Regions from separate parts of the Mus musculus genome. Here region 1 is linked to region 2. A link is a contact called in ENCODE Hi-C or POLR2A ChIA-PET data. All regions are on one chromosome and are shown on one strand. Each heading gives the region's core, a stretch centred on a gene start or an enhancer-like site at or near the end of the contact. The rest is flanking DNA. Distances are from core to core; before and after follow the strand shown.

The links. A loop is a pair of places that touch in the nucleus more often than their neighbours do. ChIA-PET counts read pairs that join two places held with the same protein, here RNA polymerase II (POLR2A).
Region 1: a loop to region 2 is called in a map of left cerebral cortex, with 2.2 times the contacts of the local background. The contact joins the enhancer-like site here to the promoter of Lrrc4b in region 2. A Hi-C loop is called at or near these places in 3 of 37 maps with a recorded cell type or tissue (T-helper 17 cell and left cerebral cortex). POLR2A ChIA-PET finds 5 or more read pairs at or near these places in 2 of 5 experiments (both embryonic stem cell).

What each region holds. Positions count from the first base shown.
Region 1 is chr7:44,402,206-44,408,230 of GRCm38, reverse strand. No RefSeq gene overlaps it. Among named protein-coding and RNA genes, the nearest start is that of Syt3, 21 kb to the right of the region's middle. Within about 2 kb of position 2,595, at least 1 of the 3 ENCODE cell types and tissues checked has a DNase peak (open chromatin) inside an H3K27ac peak, as active enhancers do.
Region 2 is chr7:44,440,071-44,446,039 of GRCm38, reverse strand. Lrrc4b (leucine rich repeat containing 4B) reads right to left here and starts at 3,553. Exons shown (of 3, transcript NM_198250.1): 1 at 3,509-3,553; 2 at 828-1,165. The coding sequence starts at 1,130.

The DNA of each region.
Region 1 (6,025 bases), core at 1,346-3,845, 37 kb after region 2:
CTTTCACAGAACCCAGAGATCGGCTCCTCTTGATAGCTAACTTGACCTAAGTATCCATTCTCTGTGTCTCCTGAGTCCGGGATTCCAGACAGCCATGAAGCCCTCTTAGCTTTTGTGGATTCTGGGGATCCAACGTCTGATGCTCACATTTGCACAGCAATCACTTTTTCTACTACCTGCCCAGCTTTAAAGCCACAAGCAACCATCAACTGACTTCTGGTTCCCTTTGTACCTGAGGGCACAGCCATTGCTACCTCAGCTGGATGTGAATGCTGCCTTGGGTGGGTACAGGGCCCTGGACTTTATCTCCTATTCTCTAAGATCCAGTTGAAAATAAAAGTCCAAATGGTCAAATATTTGTATAATGCCTACAGGGTAAACCTGCTTTGATTTCTTCTTAGTTACAGTGATACATCCTGTGAGACCTTCAGCACTCTTAGTTAAAGGGAAACCTTGCCTGGCATTTTTAGTTACTGGGCGGCAACACTGGTCTGAATCACCTAGCCAGCCATTATCAGCAACTTCAATTCCTCCTTCTTCTCAGCTTTGCTTGATTTTTCTTAACCCACCCTAGTTGACATTCTGTGCTCATCTGTCCCCAGCAAGGTTAAAAGTGTCACTTGTTTTATCTCCTGCTCTCTCCAAAGTTCCCATAATGTCTGACATATATCATTATACATAGTCAATGTTTGGTGAATAAATCAACAAGAAAACACCCCTCCCCCTCCCCCTCCCCACATGCTTCTTCACATCACTGTGTGGGCCGGAGGAAGAGACCAGAGGATCAGAAATACTGTCACAAATCTAGAAGCTGGGTGGAGAACTTTCACATCACAACTGCAAATTAAGGTGACAACTTACCAAAGTGACTCAGAGAAGAGTCTCGGGTTCACCTGATTCTTGGTTCATCTAGGGGTCTGCCATCAGGCTGAAAGGTGGGTCTTGTTGGGACACACACACACACACACACACACACACACACATTTTGTTCTCCCAGGGTCTCTGCTCTCTGCTCACTATTTTGCTCTTGTCTGTCACCCTCGTCTCATTTCTTCTCTGATTGTCCTCCTCTCTGTGACTCGTCTCTTTGTGTCCATCTTTCCTGGTGTACCTGGGTCATGTTCTTTCCAATGATGTCTGCCCACCTCTTAGACCAGGTGCTACCTGCTGCTGACTCTGCCCACACCCTTGCTCTCTTCTCTCCTCCTTCCTCTCCCCTTTTTCTCAACCTCTCTCTGTCTCTGTTTCTCTGTCTCTCTCTCCAAGTTTGCTGCCCTCTCCCATGTCTTGCCCCACTCCTCAGCTATTGTCTTGGCTCTCCAGCGTCTTCCCTGTCTTTTCCCTGCTCACTCTCTGCCTGTCACCATGGCCCCCATTTTTATCACGGCCACCTTCTCTATTCCTGTCCTCCACACCGTTATCACCTCTGGCCTGTCTTCCCTGTCTCTGTGACTGCCACCGTCTCCTCTATATCTGCTCATTTATCTCCTTCCCCTTTATCATTGTCTCCTTGGTCTTAGTCTGTTCTGTCAGTCTGTGTGTGCTCCCTTGGACACTATTCCTAGAGCTCTTTGTCTCTATCTTGGCCTGGGAACCTTTGTCTCAGCTGTCCCAGGTCTGGTGCTAACACATCCACCACGTTCCTTTCTCTGCTTCCTTTAACTCTATCCTCTCTGTTCCTATCAATACCATGTCTGACTCCATCCTTTCTCGTCTCTGTCCTGACCCTGTCCTCAGACCCTACCTCAGGGCCCTCCATCTGACTCTGACCCATCCTTCTATCTCTGTCCCTTCCATCTTCCTAACAACCCCATCTGACCTTTCTCAGTACAACCACCATCTCCTGGCCTCTGATGTTTCCCGGATGCTATCATTGTCTCCCTGTCACCTCCTGCTTCTCCTTGGCTGTAGTTTAGGCCTTGGGTTCCTGTGAGCTGAGCATGTGGGAGGTCTGTGACCCTGAATAGCTGTTTCTCTCAGTCTGTGTCTTATGGTCTCTCTGTACTTCTGTCCCTCAATGGGACTTTTAAAAGGCCACCTACTTTCCTGAGCCTTTTCTTAGAGTGCCACCAATCAGTCGGGTAGTTGGTCTGGCTGTCCCTATCTGGCCTCTCACGTCACTCCTCATCTCACACATTTTCCCGCCTTTTGTCTCCAACAAGCCCATGAGAGCATGGGCGCATGCGCAACAACCTATGTTTTTCTGAGGGGAGGGGGCGGCTCGCGTGCTTCTGCAAGCCGGCTTGGCAACTACTGACGTCACAAAATGGGTCCCTCTTATTGGCTGCATTTCATCAGGGAGGTGGCCATGCGTTGCCAAGCGCTAGGCGCAAGCAGAGAACCCTAGAAACTCGCGTTGTCATGGCAACTCTGCTTCCAGGAGACTCCTTCGCTATTTCCGCTAATCTGATTGGGCAACTCTTGGCTTCATGCCTGCTTCTGATTGGATGTCAAAGAATTTGGCTGCTTCCTTTCAGTACTTTTCCTCTCTCCTCTAGGGAGCAGGGCAGTGTGACTTAGAGTCTCCAAGGGAGTGCGAGGAGCGTCGGCCATGACACCGGAATTCGGCCTGAGTCAGCTGACTGGGCTGGCTTTCTTACACGCAAGTTCCCGCGCCTCCGGTTAGAGGACACCAAAGAACGCCTGGCTCTTAAAACCTTGGTGACTGATGGCATCATCAGAGATCCGCTGGCCATTGGCGCCCTCTCTTCTGGCTAGCACCCAGAGGCTTTGCGGACTATAACCGGAAAGGAGAAACCCGTGTGTCCAGGAAGTCAGGAACCTGTTCTCAAGTCCTTAAACATGCAAAAGATGGCATTATTGTTATCTTTTATAACCATGTGACCAAATGTGCCCACTCAGAGTAGACACCTTAGCTAGGTCTAGACACCTATCTTTGTTTTGCCTAACAGTTGTTATCTATGATTTTCTTTTCTATTAATAAAAATTTTTAAAATTACCAATTGTAAGCTTTTAGAAAAAAAAAGTCTAGTGACAGACAGTACAGAGAGTTTCATTCGCCTCTCAACACCTCCCCCCAACTTCCGCTATTATTAATATCCTCATAGCAATAGGAGACATTTGTTTCAACTGGTGAGACCACATTAACATAGTGTTGTGTTGGATGATCTTGACAGGATCTAGAATCACCAAGGAAATAAGACTCTAGCCATGCCCGGGAGGGGTTATCTAGGTGACTCACTGTTCCAAGCTGCCACCACCCAGACTTCCCTGCCAGGGTTTGCTGTATTCCCAAACCGTAACAATGGACCCTCCCTCCCTCCCTCCCTTCCTTCCTTCCTTCCTTCCTTCCTTCCTTCCTTCCTTCCTTCCTTCAACTGCTTTGGTCCCCAGTTTTGTCCCAGCAGTGTAGAGTAGCTAATACATTTTTTGTTACTGTTGCCTCTCCGCCCTGGTCATAATGAATAGAGCTGTTACAAACACTCTAACATGTTTTTAACTCTTCTGGGTTAATGCCAAGAAGCAGGATTGAGGCTCCAGATGCTATGAGTGCACTTAGTTCTTGTAAGAAAAAGGTCAAAGTATCTTCAAAAACAGGTTGTGACTTGGCGTTCCCACCCACAGCAAAGGAGTGCCTGTGGCACTTTGTATCCTTGCAAGCATTTGGTGATACTGATGTGTTAGATTTGGGACTGGGATGGTTGGAGTGAGAATGGCCCCATGGCCCATTGATTTGCAAGCTTTGTCCCCAGTTGATAAACTCTTTGGGAAAGGGTAGGAGGTGTGGCCTTGTTGGAGGAGGTATGTCGCTGGGTTTGGCCTTTGAGGCCTTCCCCCACCCCCTGCCTGTTGTTTATGGATATAAAGCTCTTGGCTATTGCTCCAGTGCAATGTCACCATGATGATAATGAACTAGCCCTCAAAAATGCTTGCCCCTAGTTAAACGCTTCCCTTTATAAGAGTTGCCTTGGGCATGGCGTTTATTGTTTTAAAATTTGAAATTTGCTGATGATATACAATATTGGACATATTTCTATGCACTTAACATGTTTAACATTGTGTGTGTGTGTGTTTTCATGCCACAGCACGTACATGAAAGACAGAGCTTGACATTGTGTGTCTTCTTCAATTGCCTTCTACCCTGCTTTGTTTTGTTTTTGAGACAGGGTCTTTCTACGTAGCCCTGGCTGGCCTTGAACTCACAGATATGTGTCTGCCTCTGCCACCGGAGTGCTGGAATTAAAGATATGTACCGGGCTGGTGAGATGGCTCAGCGGGTAAGAGCACTGACTGCTCTTCCAAAGGTCTTGAGTTCAAATCCCAGCAACCACATGGTGGCTCACAACCATCCATAATGAGATCTGACGCCCTCTTCTGGAGTGTCTGAAGACAGCTACAGTGTACTTACATATGATAAATAAATCTTAAAATATGTACCACCACAGCTGGCTTTCCACCTTGGTTTTTTGTTTTGTTTTTTGCTTGTCTGTTTTTGTTTGTTTGTTTAAGACAGGGTTTCTTACTGAATCTGAAGCCTGACATTTCAGCTACACTGGCTGGCCAGAGAGCTTGTGGGATCTTCTTGCTTCTCCCTCCCTGGCCGTGTGAGACCGCAGGTGCACTCGACTGCACTCAGGCTGCGTCTGAGCTCTGGTTCATAGGCTTGGGCATCGCGGGCTTCGTGCACTGAGCTGTTCCCCCACCACAGGGATGGATGTGTGATCTTGATTGTCAACGTGATTGGACCCAGACGCACCTAGGAAATTCATAAAACACACCTTTGGATGACTGTGAGCTGTGGGTCTGGATTCAGGGTCACACACATCATAGGTACACAGGCACTCATCCACTCTGCGCTCCCGGCTTCCGGATATGAGCCGCTTTGCCCTATCAAGATTGACTGGAACCTTTGTAACCATGAACCGACACAAACCTCCCTTCCCTTGTTTGATCAGGAATTTTGTCATTGGCAGCAAAACTATCTGTGTACCATATTTAGTAAAGGTCGAGACCTTTTCTTCCTTTGTAAATTGAGTTAAGTGTTTACTGTTGTGTTGTCTTTTGTGCCCTGTCTCAGTTGGCCCAGGCTGACTTTGGAGATTCTATGTAGCTGAGATTGACCTTGCCCTTCTGTTCTGGTCTGTATCACCTGACTGCTAGGGCAACGGGTGTGGGCCGCTGGGGCTGGCTGGGTTGTCTGTGTTCTTTTTTGCTGGGGAGGTTTCAGAGTTTTGATGGGGGAAAGGGGGAAACAAGTCTTTACCTGCTGTTTTGCAAAGAATTATTTTTTCATGATCTGCAACTCTTCAATTTTCTTTTTAAAAATCACACATATATATGTGCCCACTATTTGGTGTACATGTGCCATAACATGTGGAGGTCAGAGGACAAGTTGTAAAGTTGGTTCTCTCTTTCCACTATATGGGGGCCTGGGATCAAACTCAGGTTGTCGAGCTAGGCAGCAAGTGCCTTTACTGAGCCTTCTTTTAATTCTCTTAATTCCTGATTTTCTTCCTTTCTTTTTTTCCTTCCTTCTTCCTTCCTTCCTTCCTTCCTTCCTTCCTTCCTTCCTTCCTTCCTTCCTCCCTCCCTCCCTCCCTCCCTCCCTTCTTTCCTTCTTTCTCATATACGAGTACACTGTTGTTGTCTTCAGACACACCAGAAGAGGGCATCAGATCCCACTACAGATGGTTGTGAGCCACCATGTGGTTGCTGGGAATTGAACCCAGGACCTCTGGAAGAGCAGTCAGTGCTCTTAACCGCTGAGCCATCTCTCCAGCCCCCATTAATTCCTGATGTTCACACCGTCCCTCTTCATCCAAAATCCACATGCTTTGTGTAGTCCCTACCAGGCACTCATGTGTCAGGCCTATCCAGTCAGAGTTTTTAATCACCCTGAGCTTCTGCAAATGGGCATGTGGCCCAAGTGAGAGTGAATTGTGGGACTTTGATCTCAACATTCAGAACAGATCCCTTGGAGCTGGTGTTAGAGGTAGTTGTGAGTGGCTTCACACAGATCCAAATCCTCTCCAAGAGCAGCAAGCGCTTTTAAACAGTGAGCCAT
Region 2 (5,969 bases), core at 2,304-4,803:
CGCTTAAGGGCAGCCTGAGCTGCCTATGGAAAGAGTTCCAAACCAGTCAGGGATACAAAGTGAGTCGCTGATCCTATCTCAGACAGATAGATAAATGCATAGATGCATAGATAGAAAAGCAAAACAAAACCCAAGAACCAACCAACCAACAACAAAATCCTCATGGGGGTGAGCACCATGTCTGCTCACAGACACTGGGTCTGCAGACAGCTGATGGCTGGCTGGGGCGCTGCTGAGCAATCTGCAGCACTCAGGACAGCCCCACCTCAGCCTCCCCGCTGTAGAAAGACCTGTTCCAAATGTCACAGCGCAGAGGTGGGAGGCGGCTCCCAACAGCTCACTCTGCCACCAGCACAGCCCCTAGCCCCACCGCACGGGGAAGGTTGTACACCAGCCAAAAGGCAGCTAAAGTCACCTGCAGCCTCCACTCACCACTCTGCCAGTACCAACCCTAAACCCTGAGCCCCTTGGCCCCCATCATTCACCCAGCCAGTTCTCCAGGACCGGAAGGAAACCAGCCCCCACTAGAAGAAGACATTGAGGTTTTCTGGAGATGCCAGGTCAGGCCAACACAAGCGATGGTGAAGTGGAAGGGCCTCTCCTGGCTACCTCAAGGCACCCTGTACTGTGGTGTGGGGGTGTGACAGGCACCCCAGGAAAACGTACACAGCCTACATGGAAATATATCGCAAAGGTGGGCGGGGCGAGGACGTGAATCCGTGCGCAGACACCAGGAACTCCAGGATGAGAGGGATGAGGAGGGAGGCAGAGGCTTGCACCCTTTGTGCCTTGACCCACGGGCCAATCAGCGGCGGAGGCGGGCTCACCTGGATGCTGTTCTCTTGCAGGTTCAGGTAGCGGGTGTTGACAGGGATGCTGGCTGGCACCTCGGCCAGCTCCCTCCGCGTGCAGATCACCCGGCTGGCCTGGTTGCTGCAGGAGCAGGCGGCTGGGCAGGAGGTGGCTGGCGGGGAGCCTCCTCCAGCGGCTGAGGTCACGGCCACACCGCCCCCACCAGCCCTCAGGGGTGGGGAGAAGAGCCACAGGAGCAAGAGAGCCCCGTGGGGCCAGGACATCCTACCAGGCGGCAGCAAGGGGCACGGGGAGCCGCGGATGTGGGCCTGCGCCATCCTCAATGTTCATACTCCGAGGGCACGCTGGGGGGCTGTGGGAGAAGAGAGGGTGTTGGTCAGTAAGCAACAGGGACTCAGGCTGCCTGAGCTTCATCAGGCTCAGTTCCACCAGAAGTCCCTACCCCTGCTCAGAACCAAAGTTACAGGGACTTGGCCTTCCTGTGCCAGACCTCATCCTCCTCTGGGCCATTCTGCAGAAAGGATAAATGAGGCAAGAGAGAGGACATTTGTGCCCAAGGTCACTTGGTTAGTAAATGGCAACGTCAGCTAGATTCAAACTTAGGTCCTGCCAGGCCTGGGGTCGCAGGACTGCCCTTGTAGTTGCTCAAGATGTCGAGGCAGGAGCATTGAAAGTTGCAGACTGGCCTGGGCTAGAGAGAGTACATCCAGAGCCAACCTGGGCAATGCAGTGAGACCTCGTTCAAAACTAAAAAGTCAACATGTGGCTGGGCGGTGGGGCACATTCCCAGGATGCTCAAGGCCTTTGTTTCCACCCCTAGAACTGTTTGTTAAAAAAATTTTTTTTAAGTTGTGTCATTGCATTGAGTTCAGTTAGACAGGTAAGTATGTAGAGATAGAGGGACAGACAGACAGACAATGAGGCAAAGGCTCTGCCGGGGTGAAAAGCAACACTGATCAACTCCTATCACACACCAAGCGGGTTGCAGGTCCCCTGGGAGGCAGCGTCCCATCCCTCCATCCCTCCCTGCAGGTCTCTGTCCAGGTGTACGGGCACCAGAACCAGACATGAAGGCCCATCTCTGTATGCCCTCCTGCCCACCCTGGGGTCATCCCTCACTCCACTCAGGCCCTGTCCTGTCCTAGACTTGGAGGAGAGGTAATCGAGAGGGGACAGGAGGTAGCTGGGTTTCTGGCAGGAGGTGGGAGGCTGTTGGGGTGCCCCCACCCTGTGGTGGCCCTGTTGGAGACTATAGCAGTGCCCATGGGCCTCAAGATTGCAGGTGCTCCAAGGGAACACAGCCTGTGGCGGGACCTGTGCCAGCGGCTGTCGCAGGACAGGGCTGAGGAGCTGATGGAGTGGGGATGGAGCAGTAGGGACCCCCATGTCTGTGTCTGGGATGCAGGAATTCAGGGTCATTGTACACCCCCCCCCATCCTATCCCCTGTTTTCCTGAGTCCCGGGGGGAGGGACTCAGGCTAACCAAATGGCGCGCAGATAGGGCAGTGACTGCAGCCAGCACAGCAGGCGCCCTTCCTATGCATCAGCCGCTCCTGCCTGTGGAGGGCGGAAGCTGCTGGATTTTGTGCCTTGTCAAGGCCCACTGGGTGGCAGAGGGGGTCTGGCCTCAGGACTTACCCTCTGGCTCCCAATGGTCCCTCCACATGGCACCCCTGAGTGCTCACACACATAGAATCCCCTGAAACGGGGGGGCAGTAGGGGGAGAGGGGTCCCCATAAACATGATCACCCACCCACTCACACAAACAGCAGAGACAGACACACCCTCACACACGGCCTCTCTAATCCATGGACACAGGGCTGCCTGCCCCCCATGCAGGTGCGCATGAGCGCGCAAGCACGCGAGCGCGCGAGCAAGCACACACACACACACACACACACACACACACACACACACACACACACACTCCTGTAGCCTCCAAGATTTTAACCCAGATAGAAATATGTGTGCCGCCGCCGTGTATTGGAGCAAGTGTGTGAAGGCAGGGCTGGAAATGGAGACAGAGATGGAGACAGAGATAAAAAGAAACAGAGATGGAGACAGAGAGACAGACCAAGAGAAAATGACAGAGATGGTGAGAGGCACGGAAACAGAGACAAAGATAGAAAAGGGGGGGAAAAGACAAAGACAAAAACCGGCACAGAGATAGACAGAGGCCAAGGGACAGAGACCGTGACAGAGAGGCAGAAACAGAGAAATAGACAAAAAGACGGAGATGGAGAGATGGACCCAGGAGCAGAGACTGACAGGATCAGAGAAGCGGAGGCACGAGAGACCGAGAGATAGACAGAAAGACAGAGAGGCAGAACCCCCCCACCCCCCCACCGCCTCAGGGCTGGCCACCACACGCTGCCTTCACTAGCTTGCCTCGGCAGGGGCCGGGGGCCTTTGTTCCCACACATGTGGCCAGGGAGCTTTCTCCTCAGTCCACTCGGCTCCACGATCCCCACTTCCTGATACTCTGGCAACGACCAGCCAAGGGTCTGTGCTCACCGAGCCCACCATCCCCCAGGCCAGCGCCCGGGTCTCCTCCCCCACCAAGGCTGCCAGTGCACACCCCGTCGAGGCTTCTGCAGTAGCAGCTCCCCTCCCTCCCCTCCCGCCTCTCCTGCCACCACCATCTCCTTGTCCTTGTCTCCCCGCTCCCAGAGCACACACTCTGAGGGACACTCACCCTGGCGGCTTGGCTTCCGATGGCCTTCTCTCTGTGCCCCAGGCCCCCCCCTCCACATGCCTGCAGTTGCCCGGGGCCCTGCCACCCCAGCTTCCTACTGCTTCCCGTTGAGCTTGTGCTGAGGGGGGGGGCGCAGGGGCTTCTTGGGTCTCCCTGCACCCCCCCCCGTCTGTCGCCCTCCCCACCCTCTAGGGGAGCCTGGCCTTTTTCTCTTGGCCACCACACGAGCAAGCCCTTGCCTCCTGTGGTCCTGTGTCCCCCACTTTACTCCCCCCAACACCAGCTTCCTTTCTCTTCACTCACAGACACAGCCTCTGCCCCTCTCCCCAGCTCCCCGACTCTGTCTTGTCTCCCCGAGGACCCCCAGACCTCTTGTCGGTCTGTCCTCCTCCTCCACTGTCCCTGTCAGTCTGTCATTGCTGGGAGCCTGGCTCAGTCAGGTTCCCACTGTCCGTCTGTCTGTCCTGGGGCCTGCCTCCTTGTCTCTCTCCCAGCTCTGCCTTGCTCCCTTTCTCTGCGATTACAATTTCTAGTCACACGGCAGTGCAGAGCCCAGCTCGCTCCCTCCCCGCCCCCTCCCTCCTTCTTTCTCTCCTTCCAGCGGGGAGGGCGCTCCCTTCCTCCTTCCCTCCACCCTCACTCAACTCCCCCCTCCCAGCTAGCTCGGCCAGGGGGTGGCCTCCCCCTCCCCCGCTAATCAAAGGCTCCGTTATCTAATTAACCCGTTGGTTCTGGGCAGTCAGGGAAGGTCGGGGGAAGCGGGGGAGGAAGGTTGTCGGCTGTGCTGCCAGGGGAGAGGGGTTTGGACTGTGCCAAGCTAGAGCCTCATGGCAGGCACACACACACACACACACACACACACACACACACACACACACACACACACACAGCAGCCTCGGCTGCAGAACCAGGCTGGGCAGCATGGACTCCATGCCGCTGGACCAAGACATCCCTCCTACATCCTCAGGGTCCACCCTGGCGCTCCTGCATCTGCTCTAGGTCCCCCCACTACCTCATGCAGCTGCTGATTCAACCCCATTCCAGTATTCCAGTCAACCTATGCCAGCCAACTTAGGCCCATGTCACCATCAACCTTTCAGCTGAGACCAGCACTCATTCTTGCCACAAAGAAAGCTACCCCTGATGCCAACCCCCCCCCAGCCACAGACTAATACCCACCTCCTGGTGCCCTCTGCAGAACAGGCTGTGAAGCTACACTTTGCTATTCACTTCATGTGTCCCTTCATCTATCCATGCTTCCTTCTATCTGTCCATACAGCCATTCATCTATCTATCCATATACCCATACAGTCATCTATATATCCACCTATCAACCCACTCCTCCATCCAACATCCATCCATCCATCTGTCCATCTATGTATCCACCCTCTACCCATCTATCCATCCTCTTATCTATATATCTATCCTTCCATTTACCTATTTCTTTCCTTGTCCATCCAACCCTTTATCCATGCATCCATCTCTTCTGCTACCCGTCCATCCATTCATCCATTCATAAATTCCCTTATCTACATACCTATTCATCCATCCCGTTAGCCATCTCTCCATTCTTTATCCATGCATCAGCCATCCATTTATTGATTTATCTTCACTCATTTATGTCTCTACCCATCCCTTTATGTATTCATCCATCCATCCATCCATCCATCCATCCATCCATCCTTCTACCTCTTTATATCTGCCCATCTATCACCCCTCCCTTTTCCACTTACTCTATCTAAAACCTATTTATGAAGCCCCCACTCTGTGCCAGGCACTGAAGCATATGCCAAGTGCTTACGAATGGGTACAAGGCTCAGCATACCATGACCCACAAATGCAAGTAGTGCTAGTTAGAGCTCTGGGAAGGGGCTGAGCTGGATTTCTGAATCTGCCTCTTTGCCATATGGCCTCAGTTTCTGAGTTCTGGTGTCCTTCACTGTGAGGAGGGTAGTACAGGCTGCCTGCCATAGTGGCTGGAGGTTGAAAGAGTAGTGTTCTGAACACAGGCTGTCCTGTCTCAGCTCATGCTCAGCTAGCTCCTGACCTAGCCATCACCTCACTCCTGCCTGGACTCTGCTCCACAGTGTGTCTGGTCCCTCAAGTGACCAGCCAGATCCCTCCCTTTGCTGCTCAGGGCCCTCCAGCAACTTCTGAATCACACAGATAAAGGTTAAAAACCTCACTCCTCAGTCAGCTTCTGCTCTGACCTCCCTCCTGGAGCTGAGCACCAGCCTGGGGCTGAGGGCGAGCGAGGCTTTGTGGTTGTTCTTCACTCTGCCTGTATCCCTCTGACACCGCTCTCACTGAATGATGCCTGGTTCTTTCTCCCTCAGGTTACCTAATCTCTCAGACCATAGCTACTGGAATTCACTTTCTCCAAGAGTGGGGTCTCATCGGCTTTGGTTTCTGTTTGGTGTTGAAACCTGTGACAGATCCTGGTAGGCTCAGGGAATGCCAG